Regions from separate parts of the Homo sapiens genome. Here regions 2 and 3 are each linked to region 1. A link is a loop called in an ENCODE intact Hi-C map of the cell type or tissue named here. Cell type or tissue: heart right ventricle. All regions are shown on one strand. Each heading gives the region's core, and the rest is flanking DNA. Links, peaks and the distances in the headings are about the cores only.

What was found. A loop is a pair of places that touch in the nucleus more often than their neighbours do. Peaks named below come from ENCODE experiments on the same cell type or tissue, not always from the same donor. Only the 100,000 strongest peaks of a DNase experiment are listed, where the experiment ranks them.
Region 2: a loop joins it to region 1, with 2.8 times the contacts of the local background. A loop is called at or near these places in 31 of 110 quality-filtered maps.
Region 3: it touches region 1 in a loop (3.0-fold over the local background); 10 of 110 quality-filtered maps call a loop at or near these places.

Annotation. Positions count from the first base shown.
Region 1 is chr5:148,284,140-148,294,892 of GRCh38, forward strand. It overlaps FBXO38-DT (FBXO38 divergent transcript), which reads right to left. Exons shown (of 5, transcript NR_105057.1): 4 at 6,113-6,856. It overlaps SPINK13 (serine peptidase inhibitor Kazal type 13), which reads left to right. Exons shown (of 5, transcript NM_001040129.3): 5 at 1,861-2,116. The coding sequence ends at 1,909. Among named protein-coding and RNA genes, the nearest start is that of SPINK13, 21 kb to the left of the region's middle. In heart right ventricle, for the core only: a CTCF peak has its summit at 6,633; no DNase peak of the experiment used is centred there.
Region 2 is chr5:148,724,518-148,735,270 of GRCh38, forward strand. No RefSeq gene overlaps it. Among named protein-coding and RNA genes, the nearest start is that of HTR4, 75 kb to the left of the region's middle. In heart right ventricle, for the core only: CTCF peaks have their summits at 4,863 (motif pointing left), 6,624 (motif pointing left) and 6,831; DNase peaks (open chromatin) are centred at 6,245 and 6,624; H3K27ac peaks cover 608 bases.
Region 3 is chr5:148,438,269-148,449,021 of GRCh38, forward strand. It overlaps FBXO38 (F-box protein 38), which reads left to right. Exons shown (of 22, transcript NM_205836.3): 18 at 64-230; 19 at 1,379-1,524; 20 at 2,156-2,259; 21 at 2,856-2,969; 22 at 3,701-4,568. The coding sequence ends at 3,879. Among named protein-coding and RNA genes, the nearest start is that of FBXO38, 60 kb to the left of the region's middle. In heart right ventricle, for the core only: a CTCF peak has its summit at 5,834 (motif pointing right); no DNase peak of the experiment used is centred there; H3K27ac peaks cover 410 bases.

The DNA of each region.
Region 1 (10,753 bases), core at 3,626-8,625:
TCAATTCCTTCCTTCTTTCCTTCCTTCCTTCTTTCCTCCCTCCCTCCTTCCCTTCCTTTCCTTCCTTCCTTCCATTTTTCCTTCCTACCTTCTTTCTTCCTTCCTTGGGCTTCTAGGTCATCCTCCAGAAGCTGGTAATAATTCCTGGTGTAGTAATTCCTTCCTTCCTTCCTTCCTTCCTCCCTCTCTCCCTCTTTCCTTCTTTCCTTCCTTTCTACCTTGTAACTCTGAGAGATGTACTGTGACCACTCTAGTTTTTATTTCTCAGTCTAAGAATAAATGAAGAGCCCTGCTGGTTAAAATAGTTAAAAACCGTTCAGTAACATTGTAGCCAATAGGAGCACAGTTCATATCAAACATATCTTATTCTGGAACACAGAAAATTAATTCCAATGGCAGGAATGGTGCAGTGACATGCATATTTGCTTAATTCTCCATATGACCTGAATGTATAAACTTAATTTTCATGCCATTTCTATATCTCGGGGCAAGAAGAATAGTCCTAATGCTCTTTTGAACAATAGGAGGAGAAGGGTAATTCCTTGGTCTCTGCTCTTGGCAGTGTTTTGAGGAAAAAGCCCTGGCAAATTGGACTCACTGCTCTCAGAGATATCTGCCACTTGTGAACAACGTAAAATCTTTGAAAAACAATGATGAATCCAAGACTTGGCTAGAATTTATAGAGTCATATTCTCTGTCCTTAATGAATCCCTCAAGCCTACTCAGCCTAGCACTCTGGTAATATATGCTAGGAAAAGAGAACATTACATGAAACAGTCCATACTCTTAAAAAGCTTGTGGTCTTATTTGACAAAAAGAACATATGCATGCAAAGTTGATGAGAATAGAAAGCAACCTTGGTTTTGTTGGACAAAAATGATGTTTTAATACGTTTTGAAATCATTGATAGAATTTACCCACAAATGCAGATTTCAAACTTGCTTAGTGATACTAAGCAAGGATTTCTCAGGCAATAAATAAGCAACAGCTGCCTCCTAGTAGCTCCCTGTTCAAATGGAGATCATGTGTTCCAAACAACCATAGTTCTTCCTCTCTCTTTTGTGATGGAAGTGGCTCACATCACTTACTTATATTACCCACTAGGCTCCAAGCATTTATGTTTGCAATTCCTGAACCAAATAAGTGCATTAGATATATATCAAAGGTGAACCTGATTATAGGGGTTGGTGTGGGAAGTCTCTTGAAGAACGAGAGGGCTAAAGGAGTTTTAAAGAAATGGAACACAAAAAAGAAAATGGATTGTTCAATCTACACAGTGCCAACTGTTTGGGAAAACACTTGGAATCAAATAAGTGTGCAGTGTCTTTAGAGATGTAATACAAATATGATGCTGAAAGGAACATTATGTATTTAGAGAATAGTAATATGTAAAGATGGAAAATAATGCAGAGGCTAGTCTTTTGTGAAACATAAATACCCAAGTAAGGGGAATAGACTACAATCAATGGACAGTGTGAAAACAGTGAAAAATTTGAGCACAGAGCAAATTGCGTGAATTATGCATAGCATTATTGCTGTGGTTATCTTTTACCTCTTGGTAAAAAAAAATCTGGTATTTCTATGTTGAATGGAAAGGTATTGAGATGGGAATGGGTTAGGGGATGAAAAACTCTACATAAAAAATGTCATAGGACACCTTTTGAATAATCAAGACATGGAGAAAGAATGTACAAATTATAGTGGTAACAAACAAAAATGAAAAAAAAAAAGAAGGATGTAAAGGGAATTTAAAAGCAGCTCCCTTTTCAGGACCTCTTTTAGAAGATAAGGAAAAGTACATTCAATACCAATGTTCACTTTCCTTATGATACTAATCTTCTTTTTTTCTCTTCTCTTTAGGGAATTTCATTATCGTATAAAATTTGAAAAATATGGAAAATGTGATTAATGGGTACCAGAGTAACTACACTTGCTTATTCTTTTTCTACTTAATTCAGAATAGTATTTCTTTTAGAGTGTGAGAATGTAAATTAAATAACATCCCTATGCTGTACTTAAATGTCGAACAAAATGAGAGACAAAAATGAAGGAATCAAACTGACAAGAACCAAATATCACATTTGTTACAAATAAACAACAAAAGAGCTGATATTCATTTCTGTGTATTGATTGTTTTAAGTCATCTTACTCCCATTTTGGGTAGTTTAAATTCTCTTCACCAGTTGGGCTTAACACTACCTAAAATTATACTTACCACCAATTGCAGGCCTATCTGCAGAATTAAACCCTACCCCACTAATATAATTAAAAGACATGGAGCAAAAGAGAAAATATCCTTCCTACAAAAGACAGAGTCCAAAGGAAGGAATCACTGAGTTACTCAGGTCTAGTGCTACTTTTCACCGTTCACAAATGGATGTTATACTTTCTGTGGTTGGAGAAGTAAAATACCATGGAGAGAGGAAGAGTATTAGGCTACTGGATGATTCCTACTCAAAGAAAGAAAGGACACTGGTATGGAAATAAGGAGACATGAATTTTGCCCTCAATTTTGCCACTGATTAACTATAATTTTGGGTCACATTCACTATCAGTGTCTCTGGCCATAGTGGCTTTAAATTTTTCTTGGTTCCACTTACTGTTTTGTTTATACAAAATAGTAAGTCATCCACTTTACTGGTATCTAGCCTTATATATATTGAATATCCTGATGAAATACACTATGGCTCCTCCATTTGTTAGCAAGATTGGGATTTGAAAATCCACTATAGGTTTACATCAGATAGTAGAAATATTCTGGCAATAACAATGAGTGTTGTTAGTAGCTAGTATGGGAACTAATGATTAAAAAAGTCAAATAGAGTAGGCATGTTTTGCTGATGTCTCTATATCCAGTCATCTATATTCTAGAAACTAAAATTCAATTATCTTTTTGTGATTACCCCAACCCTCAAGGTTGTGTCTTCATTTGTGTTAACTTCATCATGATCTGGGGTGGAACACATAATCTGGGCCTATGCACATCTACCAATGGAAGTCCCTTGGTCACAGACATTAGTGCAGGCAACAGCACATGACGTAAAACAGATCCATTGATATTCTGGTCCTTACTTAGAAATCCTAAGAGAAAGATTATCAGTCTTTTTTCCTGTAATGTGTTTCCTCAGAGCCACAGGCAGCAATCTTGTAAGAACAAATGGGAGCCCGTTTAAGAATGAAGTTAAAGAGCAGAGCAAACAGAAACAAGAGATACAGGGAAAATATATTCTGATGGCATCGATTTTCTGTCTCCAGCCATGCCATGCCTAAATTAGATCTACTCTTTGACTTTTCTTTTATAGGTAATAATACATTTCCTCTTCTCTTACACGGTTGGCATCATGTTTTCTGTTCTCTGAGATAAGCCAAATGATAAATTAAAGAACAATGTATCAAAGGAAAACAGACTCCCTAGATTTTTCACTTTTGCAAAGATCCTTTCCTAAAGCCTATTTGTATTGGAAACCAGAGCCTTTTCCCTGGTTACAAAGGCAGTATAGGCATCCAAGCCCAGACATTTTTTAATATACATAAAATGTTAACATCTAACTTCAACATAATAAAAGTCATATATGAGAGACCCACCACTAGTATCATACTGAACAGGGAAAAACTAAAAGCCTTTCCTCTAAGTCTGGAACAAGACAAGGATGCCCACTTTCACCACTGTTATTGGACATAGTGCTGAAAGTCCTAGCTAGAGCAATCAGACAAGATAAAGAAATAAAGAACATCCAAATTTTTTAAAAAGTTAACTACTTACAAGTTGAATATATATTGCATGGTTACAGAAAGTCATCTTCTGCAAAAAGAAAGGTTCAAAATCTGTATACTCTATTAGAGAGCTCATAATCAGGACAACAGAGCCTTTTTTGTCCAAGGAGAATAGAAGACCAGCTCGACCGCTGCCTGTGTGGAGTTTTGGCAAGCAGCCTTGTCTTAATCATATCACATTCTCTTACAATTTTGTGCTTCTTCTCCCCAGTCCTTCTTTCCATGGCTGTCTTCCCTCATGAATATTTCCACTGCGTTCTACAGATATTTTGTGTTGTTTACCAAATGCTACTTGCACCTCCTTGCCCCTGCTGACTCGGGTGTTTCCCCCAAGGACACTCTTGACTTTGGAATAGTGAGAATAGGGGATGCCCATTCTCCTCCAGGGTTGTGGAGAAGACTGGAATCATCTTGATTTTCTGAGGCAGCTTTCAGGCCATCATTTATCTGCCCTGCTGGAAAAGCAATGTTAAGGCACATGCCAGGTGAATCGCTAACGATGCCTCATCTCTGCTGTCTAGACACTGGTCATACCCCCATAAGTAATTCAGGCCTTTTGGCCTCTAACAGACACAGCCTTTCTTGACAACATTCATGTCATTGTCCTAGGAAGCTTCTATGTCCACGTAGTTTATTCATCCAAACCTCTGGCCTCACATTTTCTTAGTCCAGACATTTTAAATGTCAGCCATGGTATGCTTGAGTATGTTTATATGTTTGTGATACACATTTGTGCCATTCTAATTTAAGATTCATTTCTAGTCTAAGAGTTCATGACACAGAGAGCTTTCAAGGCACTCAACACCTCTAGGATCAGTACTGGTGGATAAATTTTACTTATGAAGGAAATGCTCTCCCCCTAACAGAAAATAATGTCTGTTCTTGAAAACTGTAAAGGATGCTACCCCAGTGAGTGTCCGTGGGCAGAGGAGGTTTTCTCAGGGCTAAGTGTGGCACTGAGGTGCAGTGAGCTGAGGGATGGACATGGAGCACTGAGGCTTAGGTTCACTTCCTCCTGCCACATATGTGACTTCCATTCCTTGAGTAGCCCCTTCTCTAACTTTAATGCCACTTTTTACACCTAATGTATGGGATTCCTGCAAACACTAAAGAGAATGTTTGGGAAAATGCCTTTTATAGAGATGGGTGTGTAATATCACTCACTACATTTTACATTATTAATAATTGGTTTATTGCCATACATATAACCATATATATAACTATATATAAATATATATATATATGTACATGGCCATTCTTTTCATACACTCAACTCATTTCAAATGGATTCCAGGCTAAAGTAAAATATGTATCTAACAATGCCCTGAGATGCAGTAGAGACAGCTGCATTTACGGGCTTACCTGAGGTGGGAGAAGTTTTCTTCTCTTCTCTCATTTATATTAACAAATGCAAACAAACACTTCAAGGCACAACCTGAAGTGTACTAAAGGATGTTTTGGTGGTAAGGTGACTTTCCCTGGGTGTTAAAAATATCATATTCTTCCTTGTTATGAATTCACTTAAGAAACTATAGGATAAAAGACACAAGTTTAAAAATATCTTTTGTATCCTCTTCATTCATTGGTTGTGAAATTATGCATGTCAAGCATTTTACTGAATGTTTTTCATGTTATTTCATTTAATCCTCACAACAAAATTATGTTACACATGATGCATCTCCACTTTGCATGTTCAACATATATTTAATGAATATGTATCAATCAACTTATAAATTCTGATCTCTGATGAAGATCCAAGGGGAATTTAAAGATAGTATCATCATCAACATGGAAGAGAAACACAAATAACTAAGGATAAAACATAAGAAGAATAGCAACTTCTATTTTGACTGCTTTGTAGTTGAATGACTTATTAGACATCTAGGCCAAATTGCCCTCTAAATATCTAGATCTGGGAATCAGAATTAGGATGGTGCTGACAAAAAGTTTAGAAGTCATCAGTGGATAGGTATTGGAGCAGAAAAGGTAAACTAAGACCTCCAACCCCTCCCCCCTCCCCCAACACACATACACATATACACATAGCTGTGGCCTTTTAACTCATTTCCTGGGTAAAGCCCATATTCATTAGGATAGAATAGTGGCCACATGTTAATAAAAGGAAGAAGAAGAGCCAAGCATTTTTGGGGATTACGTATGTTTTTGAGCAGAAGAGAGTGAGTTGATATCATTTGATCCCCTAGTTCCAGCATACCTAATGCTCACTCCATCTCATCCTATTCCAATTATATCATTGTATTACTCCGTTCTTTCACTGCTATAAAAAAAATACCTGAGACTGCATAATTTATAAAGAAAAGAAGTTTAATTGGCTCACGGTTCTGCAGGCTGTGCAGGAAGCATAGGGGCTTCTGCTTCTGGGGAGGCCTCAGGAAGTTTCCAATCATGGCAAAAGGCAAAGGGGGAGAGAGGTGCCTCACGTGGTGGGAGCAGGAGAAGAGAGAGAGAGAGGTGAGGTGCCACACACCTTGAAACAACCAGATCTCATGAGGACTCACCATCGTGACGACAGCACCAAGGTGGATTGCGTTACACCATGAGAAACCACCCACATGATCCCATCACCTCCCACCAGGACCCACCTCCAACTGGCACTGGGGATTACAATTCTACATGAGATTTGGGCGGGGACACAAATCCAAACCATATCAATCAGTCAATAAATTATTTTACTTTTTGGTTTAATCTGGTTATAATTCGTCACTTATAATGGGAAGATCTTGACTAATATAGAGGAATGAGATCATTATTATGTATGAAGACTGCAGAGAATAAAAAGTGAAGAAACTCTCTTCCTTTGGCTCCCTTGTGCCCTGGAACATTACCTGTTACTACATCTAGATGGCAGCCTCATTCTTCTGTCTTGCCTTATTTAACTAGTTCTTTATTTCACTAGAAGGGTCCAGAGAGCTGTGCCTAACTACATTCTCCATCAGCTTTCCAGTTAAACACACAGTCCAGTTCTGCTGGCAATAGAGACCCTCACCTTCTTTCATCTCCTCCCTCTTTTCTTTTGTGTCCCCCTGGTCAGTAGGTTCCATCAGGATGGCTCTCTCTGGAGCTGGAAAGAAAGAGTTTCAGGTTTTTCCAGTTTCAAAAAGTAAAGCAGCTTCTAAAATACAGACATTTGTGTTAATATTGGCTGTCTATTATAGCCTAACACTATTTCATTATTTAGTCTATGTCTCTGCTTTACACAAAATAACAAAAACAAAAATGAAATCTTCTCCAAAGAGAGATGGAGAGGAACAATCCTGTATTACCACAGAACACAAAGAAAAATATCAAAGAAAATTGTATCCTTTCTTTTTCTCTCTTCAAAATATAGAGCTCACAATTATTCTATTGTAGTAGGAAAACAAACATGCAAAGTCTAGAAATCCCTGATTTATAAATGTCTTCACTATTGTGTGAAAATCCTGTGCTGGTTGAAAGACAAACATGAACACAAACGTAAAAGCAAGGACATTTAGAGGGGGCTCTGGGTGTGAGCTGATAATGGAAATAATCATGCGAGGTTCCAGATGAGAACACAAGTGTTCCATTACAGGAACGGGCAGTGTGACACTAAGGCACAGCACATGGGCAGAGATAGAGCTGTAACAATAATTAGCCCAGGTTCAGGGAACACATGTACCATGCCAAGTGCCATAGCATGTTTTATGTGCCTTGTTTCAATTGATCCTCTCCACAGTCTTATAAGCCTAATACCATTATCACCCCCATACTACAAATGAGGGAACTAAACTCACACAAGGTAAGTAAACTATGTAATCTTGTAGTTCATGAAGAAGGACTGAGATTCAAACCCAAATTATCCTGCTTCTAACCACAACCTTGTGTTGTCAAACCCAAATGGAACCAGAAAAAAAGAGGACAGGGAGCGGTGATTATAAGAGATTTTCAAAAAAGTACAGATGCATATCTTCTTAAAAATATTAGTCTCTTCTTTAAGAAAGTATTCTGCCTAGATGTAATAATGAATTAATAGTAGTTTCAACAATTTAAGGACATTGAGCAAGAGCCTGACTCCTCTAGATAAAAGTGCAGAACATAGTTTATCTCTAACCACTAGGACAGCTTCCTCATATCCTCATCTGCCCCCTGATTTTGCAGACCCTTGCTCTTCAGAGTGTGGGTAAGGGCCAGCATTGGGAGCTGTTACCAATGCAGAATTACAGATCTCACCTCAGACCTACTGGGTCGGATTCTGCATTGTAGCAAGATCTGCAGGGCACTTGATCTGCAGGGCGCATTGCAGTTTGAGAAGAATCGGTTTAGACCCCTTAGAGCAATTTTTCAGAAAAATGAGTGGATTATTAAAAAATGGCTTTGTTTTTTCCCTGAAAGACGCAGATACTTCCAAGATATTGTGTAGCTTGTTGTTAATGACTCTGAGAAAGATTTACTTCAGCATCTTTAATGGTTAGCAGTCAATGGTTAAAAAAACAAGCTCTAAATCCAAACAGTCTGAATTCAAACCTCAACTCCACCACATATTATTTAAGTGACCTCCAGCAAGTCATTAAACTTAACTCCTCTGTGCCTTAACTTTCTCGTGTGAAATAAACTGCCCTTGGTACATAGGGACTACATAAGGACTTGTTTTTATTATTACTATTGCTTTACAATGATATCATTATTATTTTATTATCCTTATTGTTATCATCACCATCATCATAATTATCATTGCTCTGTTACTTTCTCTTGCTACAGATAGGAAAATTTACATTACCTGGGAGAAAAACAACCTTGATAGGAGGTGTAAATCAATTTTATTTGAAGCCACTGAATGAAAAAATATAGCTGCTCAGATCTCATAAGACATCATTCTCTTCTTTGAATCTTACAATTACTATGATTCAACTATGACTTCAGGCAAATGATCCTGATCTTATCTTTTCTATGACCTCAGCTCCAGTTCTAGAGCTCCAGTCTCCTGCTAGACCCTGTATCTGAATTTTCTACCATCATCTTACAATATAGAGATCTAAAACTCAAACAAGCATCTCTCACCACAGGCCAGCTCCTCTTCCCTATTTCAGGCCATGGAGCTTCATTTTCCCAGTCATGAGGCTGAACAATTTTGCTCTTTCTTTGTCCCTCCATGGCTCCACCTATGACCATATAATCGTCAAACTCTCTATTGAAGTTCTTAAACCATTTGTGTTTGAGGATCATTTTTTCAAAAACTTTCAAGCCATCAAAGGCCAATATTTGTATAAAAGACAATAAAATGGATCACTAGAAAATGAAATAATAAAAAGTCAAAGAAAATATAAGACCAAAATTTTTTATCACATTCAGATATTAAAATCAATTTCAATAAATTCAGTAAGTACAAATACAGGGAAAGAAAAAAATGAGAAAACTGAACTCATTTATAGAAAGTATGCATACAGGTGATCAATATATCTAGTTATTACATTCATAATTTTTGCTTTTCTGCAATTATAAATAGAGTAAAATAGCAATTTTACATATGAAACACCTATATGAGTACTTTGAAAGAACATGCTCTTGTAACTGTTAAAAGATTTAGTGTACTTCTTAATTATTAACTCATCTAATTTATTGGTATCAATGCTGCCTCCAGAAGAGTCTATATATTTAAACTCTTTCTGTGTTGTTTTGCTTAAATAATGCTCATGTTTGAAAAGCAAATCTCACAGGAAATATGTATGTTAAATTTAGAAAATACATGTTAAAGCAATTTCAGCAAGCTCAGGATATTCTATTTTAACTGTTAGATGATATTAAGAAAGTGATACTGTATTTGCAAAATTAATCTTCAATCTCATTAGTATTCAGTTCTAAAAAAAGTGGTATAAAATTACAGTTAATAAATTACAACTGATGAAAGAAATAGATTCTGGTTCTGTAAAGTTTTTATTTATAAGTATTCTTTTGAGAGAAAATAAAATTTGAATTGGAAACAAATGTGTAAGGTTTTGCTGCTAACTTTTCACAGATGTTTAATATCAAAATTACCACTACCACTTATTGCTAATTGTTGAATCATTTACATATGTCATAAGAACTTGTAGAAACTGTTCATCCAAGCATCTAACTTTTATTTTTGTTGTTAGTTCATGAAAAACGTTCTACATTCTTTCCTTGAATGGAAGTATTAAAATCATTAAAAATACTGAAGATATCAGACAAGTAAATAAGCATGGCTCATTCATATCCTTAAAAGTCTGAGATCAAACTGGTTTCAAAACTTGCCATAACAGGACATTTGTGTGGTAGTTGAAATATTTAACAGAGCATTTCTACTTAAAAGCTATAAAAGACAGTAACTATTGTTCAGATCAGCATCCATAATATTACATAATAAAGATAATAGTATTCAAGAAGTAATGCTGTAACCTTATGTAATTCAGTTTTTAATGTCATTAAGAACACTTTAGTTCAACTGCTTTTCTTTTCCATAGTGAGACTTTCTCCATGAAGGTAATAGTGATTTATATTCTAGTACGAGTTCTTTCATCTAGGCAACCACTTTAGCATGTTTTCTTGTCATCATAGGTTCAGTATCAAAGTATATAACTATGCAAAACTTCAGTTTAAGACCATATTTGCTTACAATGTAATCTTTCAGAATTTTAGGTAGCTCAGAGTTAATCACATTTGTTGCCAAAGAGGAAAAAAATAAATCTTCCTTCATATTTACATCACCATGTGTAAATTACACAAGTGCTAGTCAAGTTACAGTGGAAGATGTTTCAGCAGCTTCACTTATTCTATGAATTAATATTTTATACCACATGTCAGCACGCTATGGTGTTACTAGAAACTGATAGTTGAGCAACCATCTTTGCCAAAAATTCACCCAATATTTCCAAGTAAACATCTTTGATCCAGTCTCTCACTGATGTCTCAGCAAATGTATATGCTTATACTGATCTGAGCAACCTGTAGTGACATTTAATAAGAAGCCCACAAAGCACTAATA
Region 2 (10,753 bases), core at 2,368-7,367, 440 kb after region 1:
TTTGGCACAAGGTAGCAAAACCACTTACAGCCCACACAGCTGGTGAGGATGGAGTTCCTGTTACACTGAGAGGCTAGAACTGAGGCAGGTATTGGGAATAGATGTAGTTGTGAGCAAGTCCTAAAATCAGGGAAACCCAGAGTAATAATAGCTAACATCTACTGAGGGTCTACTATGTGCCAGACTTTGCACTGGATCTTTATATGAATTATCTTTTACTATTATCATTACCACCACTAACTATGAAGCATTTACTGAACATATGTTATGTGCCAAGTATTTTTCTATGTATTTTATCTGCATTATCTAATTTAGTCCTTACAACAACTGTATGTGCTAAATATTTCGTATTTCAATTCTTACATAAAGAAATTCTGAAAAATAACTGACTAACTTGTCCCTGATTCAATACCTTGCTCCCAGGTCACACAGATGAACAAGTGACAGAGCTGGGATTTTAATCCAGGCATCCTGAATCTGGAGTCCCAATCACTGCCTCATGATCTCATTGAACCCCTAGGAGTAGCTCTTGCTATATGCAATTTACAGTTGATGAAATAGACTCATTGAGGCTGCATGATTTGCCAAGGACATCAAGAACCTTCTGGTGTCCTCATTTAATCAACCCAGAAGGATCTTGCCTTGGATCACCCATTAAGAAAGTGCCAAGGGCACAGTGAATTTGTGTGTTCCCATCTCAAAGGTAAGGATGGGCTACTTACACTAAACGGTTTCCTCATCTGCTGCACAAGTCTCTCAGTTTTTGCCTCTGGTTACCTCTTTCATTTTCTGGCCATCTCATAAAATCTAGAATACAACTTTTTTCTGTCATTCTTCCTTTCTTCTCTCTCTTCATTCCTAGCAAGTGAATCTCACCACATATAAATCTTAATCCAGAGAGATACTCCCTGAAACTCAGTGAAGTCAGCCTGGGAGGTTTCAGGAAGACAGTAAGGGCAAATGAATCTCTAAATTACTTGTATTAATCAAATTCCTCCTAAATTTCCTCACTTCATTGTTTTCCCACATGACCACACCGGCTTAGAGCCAGATCCTTTCCTTAGCACAATTCGTGACACCTGATAGTCTTAAGAGTTGCTTGATCTAAGACAATAAGTTACTGCTCTGCTGTAGAAAACCGGGTAGCATTTAACTGGTGGAAAGAAAAAGGGGTGGGCAGTAGTGAGCCGGAACTATTTATGAAGCTCCAAATTGGACTTGACATGGCTGGAAGAAGGCAGGAAGAAAAGAGGGCAGAAAGCACAGGAAGAAGAGTCACCATAGTTTTCATGTGAATAAATATTAGAGCAGCTCGCTAAGGACACAGGTGATTACTTCCGTCATTTCTCAGCATATAGACCAGCAGGTGCAGATAAGGAGCATGTCCCTGTGGGAGGCTCAAGGTGCTGCAGTGGAAGTACTAGCATTTTGCAAATAGCCCGGAGTATGCAGGATGCTGGGCATGCATCACCTCATGTCGTTCTCACAAGAGCACTGCCAAAGTGGCTCCTAAATAAAAATGACACAAACGGCTATACACTGAGAAGTAACTTTCCTGTCTTTGTCCCTGTCTAACGCCATTCCCGTGCTTAACCTTTAATGGGAGCCATTTGATTTGTCCCTCATTTATCCCTCTGATTTTTTTTTTTTTTTTTGAGACAGAGTTTCACTCTTGTTGCCCAGGTTAGAGTGCGATGGCATGATCTTGGCTCACCACAACCTCCGCCCCCGAGGTTCAAGTGATTCTCCTGCCTCAGCCTCCCGAGTAGCTGGGACTACAGGCATAAGCCACCACGCCCAGCTAATTTTTGTATTTTTAGTAGGGATGGGGTTTCTTCATGCTGATCAGGCTGGTCTCGAACTCCTGACCTCAGGGAATCCGCCCGCCTCGGCCTTCCAGAGTGCTGGGATTGCAGGCGTGAGCCACTGCACCCAGCTGATTTTTTTTTTAAATTTTGTTTGTTTTGTTTTTGTAGATACAAACAAATGAAATTATATAGTCTTATTTTTACCCAGGAGCAGTAGTATTATCCATGCTCTGTACTCACAGGGAAACCAAAGTTCAGATAAATTAACTGTTTCTTCCTCTGGGCTGGTCTGTGGCTGATGCAGAATCCTCCTGCTCCTGGAGTTGCTGCTGGCAACAGGATCCAGCCTGAAGATCAAGGATCAAGGGACACAGCTGAGAGTCACTGTAGATTCTGAATTCAGAGTTGCTGCTTGAGTTAGCAAATTGGAAGCCCTGAAAAATGCCATTCCCCTTTCCTGTGGTGCTAAGAAATCAAAGATCTAAGCTTTTGCACCACTAATGCCTGAAGCTGGAGGTTTTCATGAACCATTCAATGGGTGTCTTTATGAAAGCTTCCTAGAAAGAAAGGCTGAGGTATGTGTGCTTGGGGTAAGGTTGTCAGATAAAATACAGGGTGCCCAGTTAAATTTGAATGTCAGATAAGCAGTGAGTAATTTTTTATTATAAGTGTGCTTTGCAACACATTTGAATGTGTTTGAGGATGATGATGATGATAATGATGATGAGCTAAATCTGACGGCCCCAGCATAGGGAGGTGTTGAACATTGGCCTTTAGTCCTCTAAGGAACAGCTGGCCTCAGATCTGAGGGGCTGATGGGTTCCTAAAGTTTTGGGTAAATTGGGATCTAACCCTTTATATTAATAAGTCCTAAAATAGAAGTCTTGACTTCTAGGTTTCATAAACCTTAAGAATAGAGAAGACGGAGAACCTTCATTATTTCTGGAAATACGGCTTTTTGAGAGTTTTCTCAACCTCAATTAAACTGCCACAAAAGGGCCTGAGTATAGCAACTGTAGCCTAACCTAGCTAGTGCTGTGTTGGCATTTCTCGGAATTGTTTGTTGTTATTAATTTAGCAGGTGTAAAATGATTTATTTTACTTTGGTTTCACTTTCTTGATTATTTCATGAGCTAATATAAAATCATTGCATGATTGATTTCTGTTTCTTTACTATTCGTGTTTCTTCACCATTTGCACTCTTCTGTGTTTCTATTTGTGCTCCCCTTCATATAGAAAATAAACCCTTTTATCCATTTATGTCTAATTTTAAATGAGCTCATCACAGATTATTATAGATATTAGACTGTCATATTTGATGAAAAACATTTTCTGTCTTGCTTCTTATCCCTTAATTTTAATTTTTAATTTACAGATGTTTAATGTTTATTCACATGAGTATATCAATATTATTTCCTTTGTAGTTGTTTCTATTTACTTCAAAGCAATAGAAATTTGTCATCCCTGTATTCATCTTATAAAAGTTTTACTTTCTACTTGTCTTTCTATGCTTAAGAAAAATCAATTAACTCTTTAATCTAGTGATTCTCAAAGAGTGGTTTGAGCATCACCTGCACCAGATTACCTGTTTTGTTTGTTTGTTTGTTTGTTTTAACGCCCATCCCCATTACCCTTGGAAGACCTTAGTAATCAAAGTTATTCCAAAGGACCATGAAAACATGTATTTTTAACCACCTTCTAGGTGATTCTTCTGCATCTGAAGCTTGCAAATCACTTCTTTAAGCCATATGAAATTACTAGACATCTTTGTTTTCAAGCAATAAGTTGACTCGAGATAAGCAAAAATAATATTTGTTGGAAAAATTGGGAGAGTGGATGTAATTGAAGTAAAACCTGAGGAGCTTGGCTTGGAGATGGAAAGATCACGCAGCTCCGGCAGACCTGAAAAGAATACAGGAGTGAAATGAAGGAACACTCACTGTCCTCGACCCATCTCCACCCCCACTCCTCAGGATGTAAGCTCCATGGGAACAGGGATCTCTGCCAGAGCAGGTGCTCAATGAGTGTTTTTTCTTGTTGTTGCTCCATTCACAGCCCCTTGAAACTGTCTCCAATTGTCCTGACTTCGGCGACAGCCACCTTGTGACCAGAAAAGGGCAGAGAATTTATAGTCCCACCCACACTGCATATACAGAAGAGGTTATCTCCCAAAGGAAATTAAATTTATCACCACAGGAAGGAAGCAACATCTTCAGTGGGTTAAAAACAATTATCTAGTGTATCATCATATAAAATATGGCTCTAAGATAATTTTTTCCCAAATGGTTTGCCAATTATTCCCCAAATCGCTTATTCATTCATCAGTTTTTCAATATTTCTTATACTGAGTACTTTACTTAACATGGGTCACACGGCAACAGCCAGTTACATCTATATTGAGATTTGTATTTTTATTCCATACACCTGGAACTGGAGGTTAATAACATTAAATTCACTTCATTTAAGATACCAGGTTTTCCCATTACCTTTTAGAAACCATTAAAAGATTAAATAGGCTGTTCCTTGTGCTACCTACTTGGTTTCATTTTCTCCAAATATGCTTCTAGTTTTAATAACCTTATTCTTTGAATTGCAGGCATCTTGCATTTCCCTCTAGGACTAAAAGTATGTTTGTTTAGCAATGGAACTCACTCTGCTTTTTTTCTCTGTCTTTAGGTATAATCCACACAGAAATCAATCATGCAATTAAAAATTTTCTTCTTTGAACTTCTCAATAACAGTGATCTCAATCTTTTTCATGTGAGTTTATTTTAGGAGATATAAAGCCACAGAAAACCAAAGAGGAAAGCTCTAGCAATATGTACCCATAATTTCTCAAGGTTCTTTAGCATTCAAGGGAGGCTTTCTGCTTAATAGCCAAATAATTCTATCTAAACCCCCATTCAATATTTTATCAATTTATTGTATAATAGCTATATTTTATCCTCCTTCTTACTCCTGAGAATTCTCAGGAAATAGTTCACACAATAACAAATCCACCTTGATTATCATTGGCCATCTCTTACTCTGAACCACTGCTGTAGGCCCCTCTGCTGGTCACCTCTCACAACTGTTTCTCAGGATCTTTTTGCAAGATGTTCTCAAAGAACACAGCCCAAGGGACACAGCCCCTGTCTTGGTATAGCCCATGCCAGAAGAACACAGACCTTTTCCTAATTCTCCTTAACCCAGCACATGCTAAGCTGTGAGGTCTGATGTCTACTGAAATATTGATAATAATGCAAGGAAAATGAAAATTTGTAACTGATACGAGATAGAACCACTCCTATGATCCATAGGTCTGAGAGTGTTTTTCCTCCTTCCTTCCTTTCAAGAACTGGCTCATCTCCCCCATGAGAATTTTATTGTCTTTTTTGCCCATTGAGTCCAAACTCTTACCTGCTTCAGCCCCAGAGGAATGAAAAAGCAAACCTACCCCCTTCCCTAATTTAAGGCCCAATTTATTTCTTTGATAGAATAAATCACAATAAAAACATATCCTTTCCACTATTCTGGGCTCCAGACAAGGCCACTAGAAAGTATAGTTCTCTACATATGTTCATCTGACTGGGGGACACAGAACACTTTAATCCACAGTGAACTAAACCACACCAGCTGCAGATCATGTTTACAGCTCAGCTGAAACAAAACATCAGATCTGCCTGCTGCCTGTTGGGAGGAATCAGGTCTTAGGAAGATCTATCAATATTTAAGCCAACATATTTCCCAAGAGAAAACAGTGATTTTTCTGGGATAGCCCAAACTAAATCTACATGAAGAAAATAAAACATCTCTTCTTGTAAGGACACAGTCATATCAAGGATACTCCCAATTTGTATTACTAACAGAGCACATAACTTACATCCTGATCTGAAAACTTTAGCAGGATTTTACTGACATCGTGGGTTCAGAGCTTCCCTGAGTGGAGGGAAAAGCAGGCATCTGTCTTACATGTATGTGATGTAATGTGTCGCCAAAGACTTAAGGCTAGGAAAGCAGTCCAGGAGGGCAAAATAAGCCTTGAATTCCCTGGTGAAGCATGATGAGTGATGTACAGAGGAATTTGGTAAACAGCAGGCTGAAAGTTTATGCTGGCAAATGTTACCTCCAGCAGCAAGACCCAGTATGAGAGACAAATGAAACATCCTTGGCAGCAAAGGCAGGTTTCTATTATCTTTGTTGTAAGGAGGCTTATCCTTGGGTCACAAAAGTCTGTCCAGGGTAATGATTCAGAATGCCATAGGGAGCTGCCAACAGCAAGGGCTGAAGGGAGGATTTGATTCATCTCTTGCTGGTATTGCTTCTCTTGCGGTTTCAATGCTAGAAGTGAAGTATCAGTGACAAGAGCTTGCTCTCCTGGAGAGGTGTTCAGAAGGCACAGGAGCCAGCAAGGTGGGCTCCATTTCAGGTCTTCACCATTTATGAGCTGGGCGGCTGTAACTCTGGGCGAGGTGTTTCAAATTTCTACCTGCCAGCTGGAAAATAGCACAGCGAATGGAGGATCTGGGCATGCTTTACTAGTTTTCAAGCTTGGATGACGGGGGGATTGGCAAAAGTGAACACCTAAGGGGAGATGGATACAGATGGCAAGACAGAGAATCACGGGACCCCTTTTACAAATGAGTAGCCCCCAACTGTCAGATAATTTGAGCTCGGTTTCCCTGCAGTTTGTCCTTTTCAGATTTTTTTGTAAAAGTTTAAAGGAGCTCCAGCACAATTCATTTGACAATAGTAACTATTTACTGTGACTACTTCCAATTGTGGCCAAGATCTGCCCTCTAGTGGTCTGACAATTGCAATGCCTCTTACTATTACATTGTTGAACTTGGTAATTTTCAACGGTCGGGCGACCCCTGTTGTCATAATAGTCGTATCTCAGTATGTTGAGCTAAAAGAAACTTCAAAAATCATCTGGTCTGTTTCTTTTCATAACTAATTCCTCCCAAAAATGCACCTGGCTCTTGCTTTAACACCCAACTCCACGTAAAGATAGCAGAGCAAAACAGGATCACAGAAACTTCTTTCCCCACCTGATGAAATGGTTATTTTTTAAGCCAAATAATACATTAGCGGCTAGAGAGGAAAGGGTACTGCTTGAATCATAAGGTTTGGCATCCATGAAAAGAAAGATTCTGATATGACTGGTACAACTTCTAAGGCCAGCCCTTCTCCCAAAAGCAAAGGTAGTCAACGAAATACTGAGAATTCAAAAGAATATGCTTTAATTAAAAAATAAATAGAAAGCCACACCCACCTCTGAAACTGATTCTTTGGTGAGGAGAAGACACGATAGTTCCAGATAAAGTGAGAAAGACATCAAGGAGAATCCATCCGCGTCATTTTACAGAAACTACAAACAAAACTGCTCCCTGTTAAGCATGAGCAAAATGAAAAGAAACAGTACAAAATTATGCAAATCTGCTACTACAAAATAAGTAGTAAGCAAGAAAAAGGCAAAACAAAACCAAAACCAAAAACCCTCAGGAAGAAAATAAAACTCAAAGGTGAAGTGCAAGTTCTTTTTGAACGCTTAATTACAGAGAAGAGTTCATTAAGAATATCAATTCAGTAAAACAGTACCTCTAAGATAAATTATAAAATAAAGAAGATGGAAGAAGACATTGTGGAGCTAAGAAAAATTGAAAAACAAAACAATGAGTTATAAATGTAATAAGTTATAAATTGCAAAGGAGAGAAAAATGTAGCTGCAAATGTCATGGAGAGATGGCTGGGGACAGTCATAGAAAATGCAGGATGAAAAGACAAAGCAATTAAAATAAAGGTAGATACAGAGAGAAAAAATTATCCAACGTGAAGACAACTGACATCCTTAGAGTACAAGGAAAGAAAAAAGAGAATTCAAAGATATAACCTAAAAAGTTTTCTGAAAAGAAGAACGGTATTAATGGATAAAAAAGAGGACAATTATGTCAAGAGAAATTGATACAGAATGGTCTAAATTGGGAAATTTCCTGGTTAAACTGTTAAGTGTTAAGAATCCAGAAAAAAATTTGACATTTAGGCAGAAAACGGCAAGTCAGCCCCTATAGGGGGAAAAAGTCAAGTGGTTTCAAGGCTTTGCCATGGCAACTCCAGTACCAAGGGACATGGAGTAATGACCACCAACTTCTGAGAGAAACAACATGATTCAAAAATATTGTACCAAGCTAGGGTGTCACCAAGCATGGAGATAAAGGGCAGATATTTTTTGACACGCAAGAGCTCGGGAAATATAATACTCATGAACTCTTTTTGAAACAAAACCAAACTACACACAACTGGCAAGTAATCCCATCGAACAAGAGATGAAAAATAATAAAGAACTCGAGTGAAAAAGCTGTGATGAAAAGAACTCATGTGGAACACCATGTTTATTTAATTTCACAGCTAAGGCTAATCCTGTGTGGCCTTGAAGGTAGTATAAGGGAATGTATCATTAAGTCCTAACAAAGTGAAAATAATATAAGCAAAACCTGGAAAAGAGTGAGATGAAAGGAAGAGTAAACAGTAATTATCTTATCTTTTGTAACAGGGGTCAGCAAATGACAGCCTGTGGGCCAAATGTGGCCCACTTCCTGTTTTTGTAAATAAACATTTATTGAAACACAACTACATTCATTCATTTACGTATTGTCTCTGGCTGCTTTCACGCTGTAATAGCAGAGCTGAACAGTTGTGACCAAGTTCTTTTAGCCCACAAAGCCTAAAATATTTACTACCTGACCCTTTGCAGGAAACATTTGCCGAGAGAGAAAAGCTCATTAAGAATATGAATTCCGTAAAACAATACCTCTAAGATAAATTATAAAATAAAGAAGATGAAAGAAGGCATTGCAGAGCTAAGAAAAATGGAAAAACGAAACAATGAGTTATGTTTTGTAACACTATTTTACAACACTGAGACAATCTATAATAACTAAAATTGAAATGTGTGGCTCAAAAAATGAGTCCGTTTTTAAAAATGCTTCAGTAATGTCTTTAACTTTAGAGGGATCTCTACTGAGGACGTTTTTATCCAACAGGATGTGTACATATACAGGCACAGAGAGATGTCTAAAGTAATATTCATCAAAAGTACTTGTTACTCCCACATGGTAAAATATGGAGTAATGTGTTGCTTTTGTGTTGGTGTAGTGTCTGATTTTTTTGTAATGAGCATGTATAATTCTTTAGAAAACAGTAAGAGTAATTCAAGTGATTAATTACTCTTAAAAATAAAAAGGCCAGTCGATTTCATCTTCAACCCAGCTTTCCTAAGAACAGTCAACCTGTTATTTGGGAGCTTCCTCAGGCCCCCTTCTCTTCACCTCAAAATTTTGGTATGAATTTTGGAAATGTGATTGGAGGATTCCTGTATATTCCATAATTAAGCGTCGGGGAGTTTTCTTTCTTCATTTCCTAGATTTGCCATCAATGTGGATTAAGAATTACTTGGAACAGCAGAGGGCGCCCTGCTCCATGTTTATAGGAATGTAATGTAAGTACCTGACCAGTACTGCCGTTTGGAACTTGTGTGAATGAAAGCCAGTAAGTGATCGCCTGTAGGACTCAGTTTCCCCATCTCCCACACCTTTCTTCTGCCAACCCATCCCCCACACTGCAGAACAGATCATGCCGCCCTTCTGACAGCAACCCTTCTGTGACTTCCCTTTGCACTCAGAATAAATTCTCAACTCCTTAACTAAGGCAGAAGAGGCCCCCACACGATCCCGCTCCTGCCATCTCACTCCATGCTCCACATTACACTTGATACCTCCACTACGCTGGCATTTAGTCAGTGTCTAGACCATATTGAGCTCTTTCCCATCTCTGGGCCTTTGCATTTGCTGTTTCCTCTGCTGAGCAATTTCCTCTCCCGAGCTCTTTGCATTTTTAAGGAATCTTTCTCAATGTTTGTCACCTCCTCAGAGAGGCCCTCCGTGATGACCCTACCAAAAATCTCACCCACTTTATTTTCTATCACAGCACTATTTATATTATCTTACTTCTACTTCTCACAGTCTGTGATTGTTTTATTTGTTACTATGTTTTGTCTGTCTCTCCCACTAGAACCTAACTTCCACAAGAGCAGGAAGCTGCCTGTTTTCTTCATTGTTACATCTTCAGCATCAAGCGCTTAGTAAGTACTCATAAATATTTGTTGAATGAATGAATAGACTTGCAAGATGTGTGTCCTGGCTGCTCTCTCAAGGCTACTATAAAAAGAAAAAGTGAGAAAGTTCTTGTGGTGGGTCAAATTGTATTTCTCTCTAAATTTATGTGCTGCAGACCTAACCCCCAGTACTTCAGAATATGATTGTATTTGGAGATGGGGCCTTTAATGTGGCACTTAAGGTAAAATGAGGTCATATTGGTGCACCCTAATCCAATTTAACTGGTGTTTTTATAAGAAGAGCAAATGCAGACACACAGAGAGACACCAGGGGTGCACAAGCACAGAGAAAAGACCACATGAGGCTGCTGACTTCAAGCCAAGGAAATAATTCTCAAAAAAGCCAAACCTGCCCACACCTTGCTCTTGACTTCCAGCCCCCACAGCTGTGTGAAAATAAATTTCTGTTGTTTAAGCCACCCACTCTGTGGTACTTTGTTATGGCAGCCCAAGCAAACTAATACACACCTTTATAAATCAAATAGTAGTAAGCAAAAGTGACAACTTAATATTTGAAAGAGCAATGATTAGGCATTAATGGTGGATTGAAATGGCAAGTTATGTTACAGCTATTCCATTGACGGAACAGAACTTGAGAAGGTAAATACTGAAGCTGGAGAGGCAGGGATGACTACATATTTTGCAGAGTACAGGGCAAAATCAAAATGTGGAGTTCCTTGTTCAAAAGGCAGGAAAAAAGTGCTGTTAAAGATACAAAATATAAAACTTTCTCTTTATTCCATGGCTTCTTTCTCCACTCATCATAGTGTTTTTACTTTGCTATTTATGTAGC
Region 3 (10,753 bases), core at 2,818-7,817, 150 kb after region 1:
AAAAATTAGGCCATCTCTCCAAAGATGATATGTACGGAGCTTACCATTGTTTTCATTTTGTAGCTACCAGGTGCAGGGTACTAAAACATTTAAAGGTAGAAAATGCACCAATTGTAAACCGATTTGACTATGCACAGTGCAAGAAACTGAACATGGATCAGGTACTAGACCAGATACTAAGAATGCCACCCGAGAGAAACCGCATCATATACCTACGCCCAATGCAGCAGGTAACGAGCTTTGCTTCTTTCCGATGATACACATATTGTGGTGTTTTTCTTTTTCTTTTTCTTGTTAGTCTTTAGCCTTTTGGATTTGGCATTCATTCACTTGCCCAACCTACAGTAATGATATTTTAGTTTTTACAGGTTATGTATGATATAGGGAGTTGTTATTCAACAGGTTTTTATACTTATTAAAAGTTACCTGTGGTTTAAGAGCACAGTCTCTGGTTCAGACTGCCTGATTAAATTTCTGGCTGTCTGACCTGTAGCAGATTATTTGACTTCGATGTCTTAGTTTCTTCATCTGTAAAATTAGAATAATAATGATATACCCAGGATTATTGTGATATTTAATATATGTGAAACTCTAAAACATGTGCTAGTATATAGTAAGCCATCATATAACTACTGTTAGTGTCATTATCATTATTAAGAGTATATTGTATATAAGGTTCTGTGCTTAATGCCAAAAGAGGGTTTAAAGGAAATTTTAAATGCCTCTTTGTAATCAGTGTGTAAGCCTGGCCTCAAAAGAGTCAGTTCATCATATTGTCAAGTGTCTCAAAACTTAAAATATGCTGGGTGCAAATAAAAACACAACACATGATCCTTCCCTCAAGGAGTTTGCCTTCCCAAAAAGGAGACAAACACTTATGCCACGCAGATGGCCGAGTGAGATTTCATAACTAGAGATGGGGGAGGGTATGCCATGAGAAAAAAGCAATGTTATCAAAGGCTCCTAGAAGACAAGAAAATGCATTCTCTCTTAAAGACTGGGCAGCAGTCTCATTTGAATAGGGTATATGTTACTACACATTCACAGTTCTATAATGCAGTCAGTACTTAATAAAGGACATACACAGAAGTGGATTCTGAGTTGACTGACGTCATTTATCTCAATCAGGATTCTCTGGTTTAGTAGGCATTTAAATATAACAGTGAGATATAAATTGCCAAGTTCCCTAGACAGAAGAATTTGCAAAATTATTCCCAGCATGACAGACTGTTTTCAGGTCTGAATGTGACTATTTGATTTTCAAATCAGCCAGAGATTTCAAAACTGAAGGTCCATGGAAAGATTGTTCAAGCTCTCGGAGAGAGATTTCTAAGGCATTCTCTTTGTTGAAGACATCTCTTTATGATGTCTTCCACAGGTGGACACTCTAACTTTGGAGCAGAAGCTATTTAGTGGTCCCTACCCCTATCACATCTGTATTATCCATGAATTCAGTAACCCTCCCAATGTCCGGAATAAGGTGCGCATTCGCAGCTGGATGGACACTATAGCAAACATCAATCAGTAAGTAACTTTGTGGCCCTTAAAGGCCTTTTGAGTCATTTCTCATAGCAGGGACTCCCAGAAGCAAATCCCAATTTTTCTTTATTTTAAATGATTCCATCTAAGCTTTTCAAACAAGCTTATCCTGAAGTTAACGTAAGTAAGAAACTGAGGGAAATGAGGACTTAAAACTAAAAAGCATGTGTATATATTTATGATCTTTAAAACTCAGGTAAAAATTACAAGAACAGATTGCACATGTACTTGTAACATTATTTAGCCTTGGGGCATGAAAAAGAGATCAACTTGAAGAAGATCTTAAGACTATGATATTCTATATCATCAGAAAATTTGACTTTTATAAATTTGTTATATAAATGTTGCATTAAGCACCTTTTGTGTAGAAGACATATGCTTAGAAAGTGACTTTCTTTCCCTGATATGATTTTGAAGATAGTGAAGAAAGTAGTTTTGACCTGACTACACTTGGATTCTCTAGTTTGAGTGTATCCTACTTCCGTTAGGTATTTGATGTTTTGTTTGAGATGTTCGGTAGAATCTGTGTCCGAAACAGTTTTGATGGTTCCTTCCTACCCGACACTAATTATTTCCAGTTTTGTAATTTTTACTTAATTTTTCCTGTTGCTTCCAGAGAGCTCATTAAATATGAATTCTTCCCTGAAGCCACTCGAAGTGAAGAAGACTTAAAGAAATACCCCAAGTACCCCTGGGGGAGAGAAATCTATACTTTAGAAGGTGAGTATTTACAAATGTTTAGAAAGTTAAATAGCCTGTGCAGTACTTACCTCTGTAATCCCAGCGACTCAGGAGGCTGAGGTGGGAGGATCACTTGAGCCCAAGAGTTCAAGACCGGCCTGGGAAACAAAACCTGGCCCTTTCTCATTCACGGATGAATGAATGATCCATCAATCAATTAGTCAAACTGGTTTGGGCTTACAGCAAGCAGTAACCCAAATGTAGAGAATTACACTTTTTAAAAAAAGAAAGTTGAATAGCTATTAACTAGATGACCGAACATGCCTTAGGGAAGATATGAATGGGGGTCCTACAGTTCTTCAAAATATGGATGATTTTAATACCTGCAAGAAGTGGGAGCCAGATGAAGATTGCTTTGCCTGTATGAGTCTTTACTATTTCTAGGACAATCAGAACCAGTGATGAAACATAAAACGTAAACAGAAATTACAAATTAGTTTGATAGCTGGAAATGATTTGAGGACACCTGACTCACTCTCTTTATTTTATATTTTACATTCTGCTTACAAAATACTGCAGAATTTGGCTCTGTCAGCACTCCCACGCCAGTTAGCAATGTTACATTTGTCTTTTAGGTGTTGTGGATGGAGCTCCATATTCCATGATTTCTGACTTCCCTTGGCTGAGGTCATTACGAGCTGCAGAGCCCAACAGCTTCGCTCGATACGACTTTGAAGACGATGAAGAAAGTAATTATGACCTGACTTGACATCTATTCTCTAGTTTAAGTATAGCCTACTGTGTTACATACTTAATATCTTTTTGTGAGTTAGGAGCAGTGCAGTGTTAAATGGTTTCCCATAGAAATAATTTGTATTTACTCACTTCAAAACAGTTCTTTATTTGTGCAGTAGATGTTCAGTGGACTTACTAGGGATATATAAAGGCTGGTAGAAAGGATTCCTTTAGACAGATTTTCCTACAAGATTTTTATATTACCTAAATATTTATAATCTTATTTATTAAATAACTTCAACTATATTGTTTCAAAATTGTTCCAATTGTATTATTCTCCTGCTAGTTATGAGCTGCTTATTGTGTGGAAACTTATAATTTAGGTGTAGAAATTAGGGGAGAAATTTTTGAATGTAGTTTCTCTAAGTGGTAGCATACTTGAATATTTATTGTTAACCAAAGGTTTTTTAAAAATACTTTATAAGGAAATGGATTTTATGAACTACATGTGCATGTGTCTGACTTGCCTTTGGTGCAGTATTTTTACCTTGAGACTTTAAGCATGTATTCTGTCTTAGGCATCAAACATAAGAACAAACTGGTGGTGACCCATTCCTTGACCTATTCATGCATCAGTTACATTATAGTGCAGTATATGGGACTGTCCTATGGACCAGCTTATCAGTGATTTTCCAAATGATTCTGATTATCATATGTATCTCTCCTTTTATTTCTAATTTCAAAGGCACTATCTATGCTCCTAGAAGGAAAGGACAGCTGTCTGCAGACATCTGTATGGAAACAATAGGAGAGGAAATTTCAGAGATGCGTCAGATGAAGAAGGGTGTATTTCAGCGAGTAGTGGCAATTTTTATCCACTATTGTGATGTCAATGGAGAGCCAGTTGAAGATGACTACATTTAATTGGTCCCTCCTCCTTTCCAGCTATTTTGTCAGAAAGCAAGTAGGGCCATCCAGCTGCCAGAGTGCTCCACAGGGACTTGAGGCATGCAGTTGGGAGGTCCTGGCTCGGTTTGCTATATAGGGAATATATAAGGAACATCGAAATTGTATACAAAGATTTGTACATAAAAAATATACAAAGACGCTTCCTAAAGTACCAACTTTATATCATATGTTTATACAATTTAATTTAAAAATTCATTTTAAGGAAGACAGATAATTTGAAAGACTTTTGTTTTTCTTGACTTAATTCATGAAGTATCATTTTTTGACTGAGTCTCCATTTACTTCATTCTTAATGATTATTGTCATCCCTTTAAATCTGTGCCTTTTTCTTCTTGAGCGAAGCTGTTTGAGTAAACCTGTTGAAGAGTGTTTGTGTCTTTTGTGCTTTTTTGTTGTTATTAAAACACCAACTAAACCTTATAGTCAAGACAAGGCTCTATGTTTCTGTACAAAGCTGTAGTTCTTTCTTAGTATTATAGTTGCCATGTTTCTTAAAATCAAGTAAAAAGACTTATGAGCTTAAAAAAAAGTGAGTTTGAGAGGGAAATGGAAAAGTTTCCAGAGTATTTCTAGTAATTTATTTCCACATTGAATTGTGTATATGCTTTATCTTGAATATAAAATAAAAGTTTATTAAAAACTTTTCTCTTGCCTTGGACCTGAATCCCTCTTTTTAAAGAAGAGTAGCAAATACTGCACAGAAAAGCAGTGTATATATAGAGTTGTATCTAAGGTAAGATTCCAGTGTAATCCAATTTCTGATCTCTGAAAGTTTTTAGCTACAAGATGTTCAACTCACATAACTTTTTTTGTTTGTTTTTTTTGGTTTGGTTTTTTTTTTGAGATGGAGTTTCACTCTTGTTGCCCAGGCTGGAGTGCAATGGCATGATCTCGGCTCACTGCAACCTCTGCCTCCCAGGTTCGAGTGATGCTCCTGTCTCAGCCTCCGGAGTAGCTGGGATTATAGGCACCCGCCACTATGCCTAGCTAATTTTTGGTATTTTTTAGTAAAGGCAGGGTTTCACCATGTTGGCCAGGCTGGTCTGGAACTCCTGATCTCAGGTGATCTGCCTGCCTCAGCCTCCCAAAGTACTAGGATTACAGGCAGAGCTCTTTAAGGCAATACTGGGAACAGCAGAATTTTCCAAACTTCTTGTCATCAGGAGATGGCCTTTCTCCCCTTTCAAGGTGAGGAATTAATTGCCCTGATAAGGCAGTGATATACATAGTATTACAGTGTCAAGGGTCGTCAGCAAAAGCTTTAACACCTGCAGAGTCATGGCTTTGTCACTTGCCAGCCAAGTGACCTCAGCAAATTACTTAAACTGAAGGCCTGTGGAACATTTTTATAAATTTTCTCTAGACATGAAATTATGGTCAAAGGTGTAAAGTTTCTTTGAGATTTGTTCAGCCCCTTCATTTACAAGGGCTTAATTGAAGCCCAAGGGGGAAAATTGCTCACTCATAATTAGGACCTGTTTTTAGGCTAGGTAGGACAATAATCCCAATTTCTGATTCCCACTAGGCTGCCTCTGTTTTTCGTGACAGAAATACAAGGATGCCAGCAAGTTTTTCTAACACAAAATATTCCGCGTTAATCAGTGTCTTTCCTTAACGTTCTCTTTTTTTCCCAGGCTCTAAAAATTCTCATTACATTAGGAAGAGTGATTCAATTGGGTACTTCATTCTATTGTCTCCTTATTACATTATTTTTAACTCAGCTAACTTATAATTAGACAAGTGTGTTTCACTATACAGATTACAAGTGTGGTAAGAGGCAGGAAATACAGAATATCCTAGATATTTCAAAGTAATCTGGGATTCCCAACCCTGAGCGAAGACAATCTAACTCTAGGTTTTCACTGTAACCTGTTAACCAAATTATCTAAGTAATGCTTACATTAGCCACAAGAGGCCGCTGCTTTGTAATTTTTGGCTTAGTCATGTCTTTGTCTAACCTAACCTAAACTGTTAGATCAGTGGAAGTACAGCTGGCAGCGCTAAAATCATTCAAAAGTTGCTAAGACTGGAATAGCTGAAAAAAAATCTGGAAGATGCCAACTACGATAGTCACTCTGAATATATATATAATACGAAGGGCTGGAGAGTGATTGCTCTACAGCAAGGGTCAGCAAACTATATAGGTCCAAATGGTAAATATTTTAGGCTCAATGGGCCACATTCTCTGTGGCAACTGCACAACTATTGTGAAAGTCATAGACGATATAAACGAATGGGCATGGCTGTGTTGCAATAAAACTTTATGGACACAAATTTCAATTTCATGTAATTTTCACGTCACAAAATAAAACTTTTTCCACAGCCATTTACTAAAGTAAAACACCATCCTGAAGGCTCATAGACCAGATTTGGCCTCCAGGCCACGGTTTGGCCACACCTGCCATAGAGAACTGAGATATCCTATTCATTCATTTAATTATATCACCAGCTGTTGGTGCAGTGCAGTGCCTGGCACATTTTTTAAAGGCCTTAAAAATACTGCATGGATGATATATAACTTAATATCAGTGAGAGAATTGTGTCTCATTGCCAGGTGTGTAGGTCTAACAGTCTCCCTAAATAATAGCTAGTACCACAATTCTTACAGGGACTTCATATGTAGAATCTGAAGACCTGAGTTCAGTTTTTGACTTCCTCAAACAACTGATGGGAGAGCTGGAGATGGTTGGAACCCCTACCCTTCAGCCTCAGTTTTCTTTTCTGTCAAATGGTAACAACTAATAATATAACCACCCACCCCATAGGGCAGTGGTTAGTTTCCAATAGGAGCCGCCAGTAAACTGGACAGTGTGATGCCAGTGGAGGTAGTATTGCTTCCAGTATAATTTCTTTTATTATCAAAAGAAGTTTGGGTGTTGCCCAGGCTGGAGTGCAGTGGCACGATCTCAGCTTACTGCAACCTCTGCCTCCTGGTTCAAGCGATTCTCCTGCCTCAGCCTCTCAAGTAGTTGGGATTATAGGCACCCGCCACCATGCCAGGCTAATTTTTGTATTGTTAGTAGAGACGGGGTTTTGCCATGTTGACCAGTCTGGTCTTAGACTCCTGACCTCAGGTGATCCACCCGCTCGGCTTCCCAAAGTGATGGGATTACAAGCGTGAGCCACCGCGCCCAGCCAAGTTTGGTTTTGTTTGTTTTTTGTGGCGGGGGGGGCGGGGGGCGGGTGCTGTGTGGGGTTTTTTTGGACTCATCTTTCCATAACCTGTTCCTCATACCATATTCCAGGATAGTAGGAAACAGAACTGGTGAGGCTGTTGAGAAAGAGGAAATCATGACAGTATGAAAGCTAGCATTTTTAAAAGTGATCATTACTAAGTGCTTTCCATACCTCCTGCAATAACACTTTAAATGTATGATCAATATGTTCCTACTTTACTGGTGAGAAAACTCGGTTTTAGAAGGTTACATAACTTGCTCAAAAGCACACATCTAGGAATTGATGGGAGCAGGATGCTGTCAAAGGATGACATCCTGCAGGATGAGTCCAAAGCCTGTGCAACTTGGGCAGTTTCTTGGTCCTTCATAATGAGAGGAGGCCCATATAAGGGTGGGCCTGCCCTAATAGGGAACCTGCCAAGTCAACTTACTGCTGCCACTTAAATTGAAACCACTCCAGCTATGTTTAGCACAGTCCCAGAAAAACAGAGGCTGATTTTCTGATGCGGGAGATGTCCCATTTACACATGGGAGGCAGGTAGAATGCAAAAGAACACTGCAATCCATACAATGTCTATAGCAAGAAATGGATACGCAGCAGCTAAAAAAAACTATATGTGTTAATGTGAAATGATGTTTAGAGTACACTGTTGAAAACGCAAGTAGCAGATTATTATATACCAACATCATTTTATTTACATATAAGAAAAAAAGCCATATGTTATACATGTACATTTATACATATGTAAATGCATAGAAAATTACATTTGAATTACATAAGCCAAGTGAAAAAAGCATTTACTTCTGGGGAGGGGGGTAGCATTGAGTTGGAGTCAAGGGGTATTTTCTTGTATGTATTAATATATATAACAAATTTTTACAGTGGAAATGGATTGCATAAATACATCATTTATGTAACCTATTATTTATATAGTCTAAAAATGTATAATTTATATATTTAGAAATAAAATAAACTTAAGAAGGAAGCACTTTGTTAGAATTGAGAAATCTGAATGTTTTCAGTCCTCTGACTTCAGCCTCATATCAGCTCTTGTTCTTGGACAAATCACTTTCCCTGACAAAGTCTTTCCTCTTCTGTAAAATGAAGTCAACAATCCCTCTTTATATACTGTTATGAGAGACTTAGAGATCTTATAAAAGTGCAGAGAAACTGCACAAAGCTTGCAATGGTAGGCTGATGCTTAATGAGACCAATGGGAGCATATCCAAATAGTGTTCCAGGTTCCGACCAAGAAATATGGGGAAGGCAAACTGCCTTTTTCAGGGGCCACTCCTACTATGAGCAGCCTCTCTGATGGCCTGGAATATAAAGGACCAATGCTTTCTTTGACTCACATCTTGTTCTCACAGTCTATTGCTGGTTATTCAGTAATCCCAGGTTGCTGAATACTAGACAGACTATAAAAGATCAGTGCAGAGGGCCTTTCCTGTTGATCAATAATTTACCAGAGTCTTCCATGGTTTAAAGATGGAAGTTGAGGCTCAGGGAGAGGAAGCAAGAGCAAAGGAAAACAAGAAAGCAAATGAGTGGCAGAGTTCAAACTGGAATAGGCATTCCAGAGTTCCTCTTCGGGTCCCAGGCTGATGTGGAAAGGAAAATTCTTAAGCAACATTGTTCATTGCTCTCTCCTAGCAGTGTCTAACAGGTGAAGGTGGAATACATACATCCCCATAATGACCACAGTTGCACATGCTTAGGACTGTGGGCCTCATTTAGAATAAGACTGCCTGGGTTTGCATTTCAAATCCACACTTCCCAGGTCTGCTACCTTGAGCTAGTCGCCAGATGTCTTAGCTGAGGTTTGCTCAGCTGTAAAGTGGGGGTAATTTTCATTCTAATCTTGTAAGGATTTCATAAGGATTAAATGAAATAGTTCATATAAAGCACTGACCACAATGCCTAGCAGAAAAAAAAAACTCATTAAATGTCAGTTTCTCTTATTGCTATTTTATTATTATTTTTATTAACAAAGATATAGATCTGGGGCAAACTGAAAGAAAAGGTAAAGAAGGAGAAACCTAATCTGAATCCACTGTAACAGTAGTTAAAAATGTATGCAGTTTCTTATCCCTTCTCTCCATGTTTCCAAAAGTGTAGAATGCAGCTTGTAGCTAAATCACAATAACTCCTAAAGCTTGGAAGCTTCTCTTTTGTAAATTCTCTTTTGACCCTCCCAATTAACTGAAAGAGCCCCAAGCAAGAGGTAGGGCATTTCTAACAACTCTCCAACATTCACTTGTCTCCCTTTTAAACACAGAAACAGAGGTTGCACTTTGATCACTGGCATCTAGTTAAAACTCATTAGCCTTTTTTTCTATTTTGAGTACTGATATAATGTTCCCTTCAAAAATAAATTTAGGTAAGTGAAAACTTGAATGGACTTAAATAAGGATATTAAATAGGTAACAGAACAGGCAGAACACATTTGATAAAAATCCTAACAGTGGCCCTCAGATGACCCATGTTGGAGCACTTACAACAATCGTACAAACTCAGAAATTATCTCTATTTTGTAGATGAGACAGGTGAAGTTAAGTGTTGGGTAAGGCCCAAAGCAATGCGTTGTTCATACTTAGGACTTCAAATCCATTCCTGAATTGTTTGACTTCAAACCAAATATTCAGCCTCAGTTTTCTAAATTAGATGGAAAAGAGATTACAAATTTTGGCCAGAAGAGGTAAATGCATTAGTCTTTTTTTCCTTCCTAGACTAGATGTTACAAGATTTTGACCACAGCAAAGTGAAGAGACAAAAAGAGAGGAGTGACAACGTTTTCTCACCAGAGAGATCCAATACCAAAGAGATAAGTGGGTAGACAGCACAGCACCAAGAAGACATTATTTTTGTTCTTGCTTGAAGACAATATTAAAGGCAGTGTAGTTATATCCACTCCCCAGCCCCTCCCTAGGTCCCCTCCCTCATCCACCCCATGCCCACCCCCGCCCCCCCACCACTCTCCAGCTAGACAGCAATTTGCATCAGGACAGAGCAAGTTAGCAGCACGAAGTGGAAATGTTGGCAAGACAAGAGGGTGGGGCCTCAGAAGGAAAAGGTTTTTTTACAAGCATATACTTGGGTATCAGTTTAAGAAGTTGGTTTTTATTTCTTTTGCTTTCTAGCAGTTAATGGTGAAGGCTAGAATGGTGCATCCCTCTCTGGTTTCAGAGCTGAAGAGTCTTGCAGCCTGGAGAGTCAAGTGGAGAGGAGGCACAGTGAACTTCCTTTGTCCCAGACATGGGGATAGTCTGCTTGTAGCATTTATCAACTCCAGTGATTGTCAAGGCCAATCTGTTAGATATGTCTGCAGCACATCATCCTCTTCCTCAGATGCTTCTCTTCTTGACACGGCAGGCTTCCTGGAAGAGGGTGGCCTTCTTAGAGAAGAGGGCAAGGTATACGTCTCCTCCTTCCTTGGATAAGCTATAAGTCTTCTCTTTCTGAGTCTTTCATACACATGCTAAATTACCTGGATTCCTAGACAAGGCTAGTAGCTGCTCACACAGAACAAGTCTGACCCTGTCCTGTAAATCACCAATGTTGGCATTTGAGGAATCACTCACAGCATCCCAGCCCTAGTCCAAAGTGGTAGCAAAGCAAGCTTGTAAGGCTCTCCTCTGCAAAGGAGACCAGT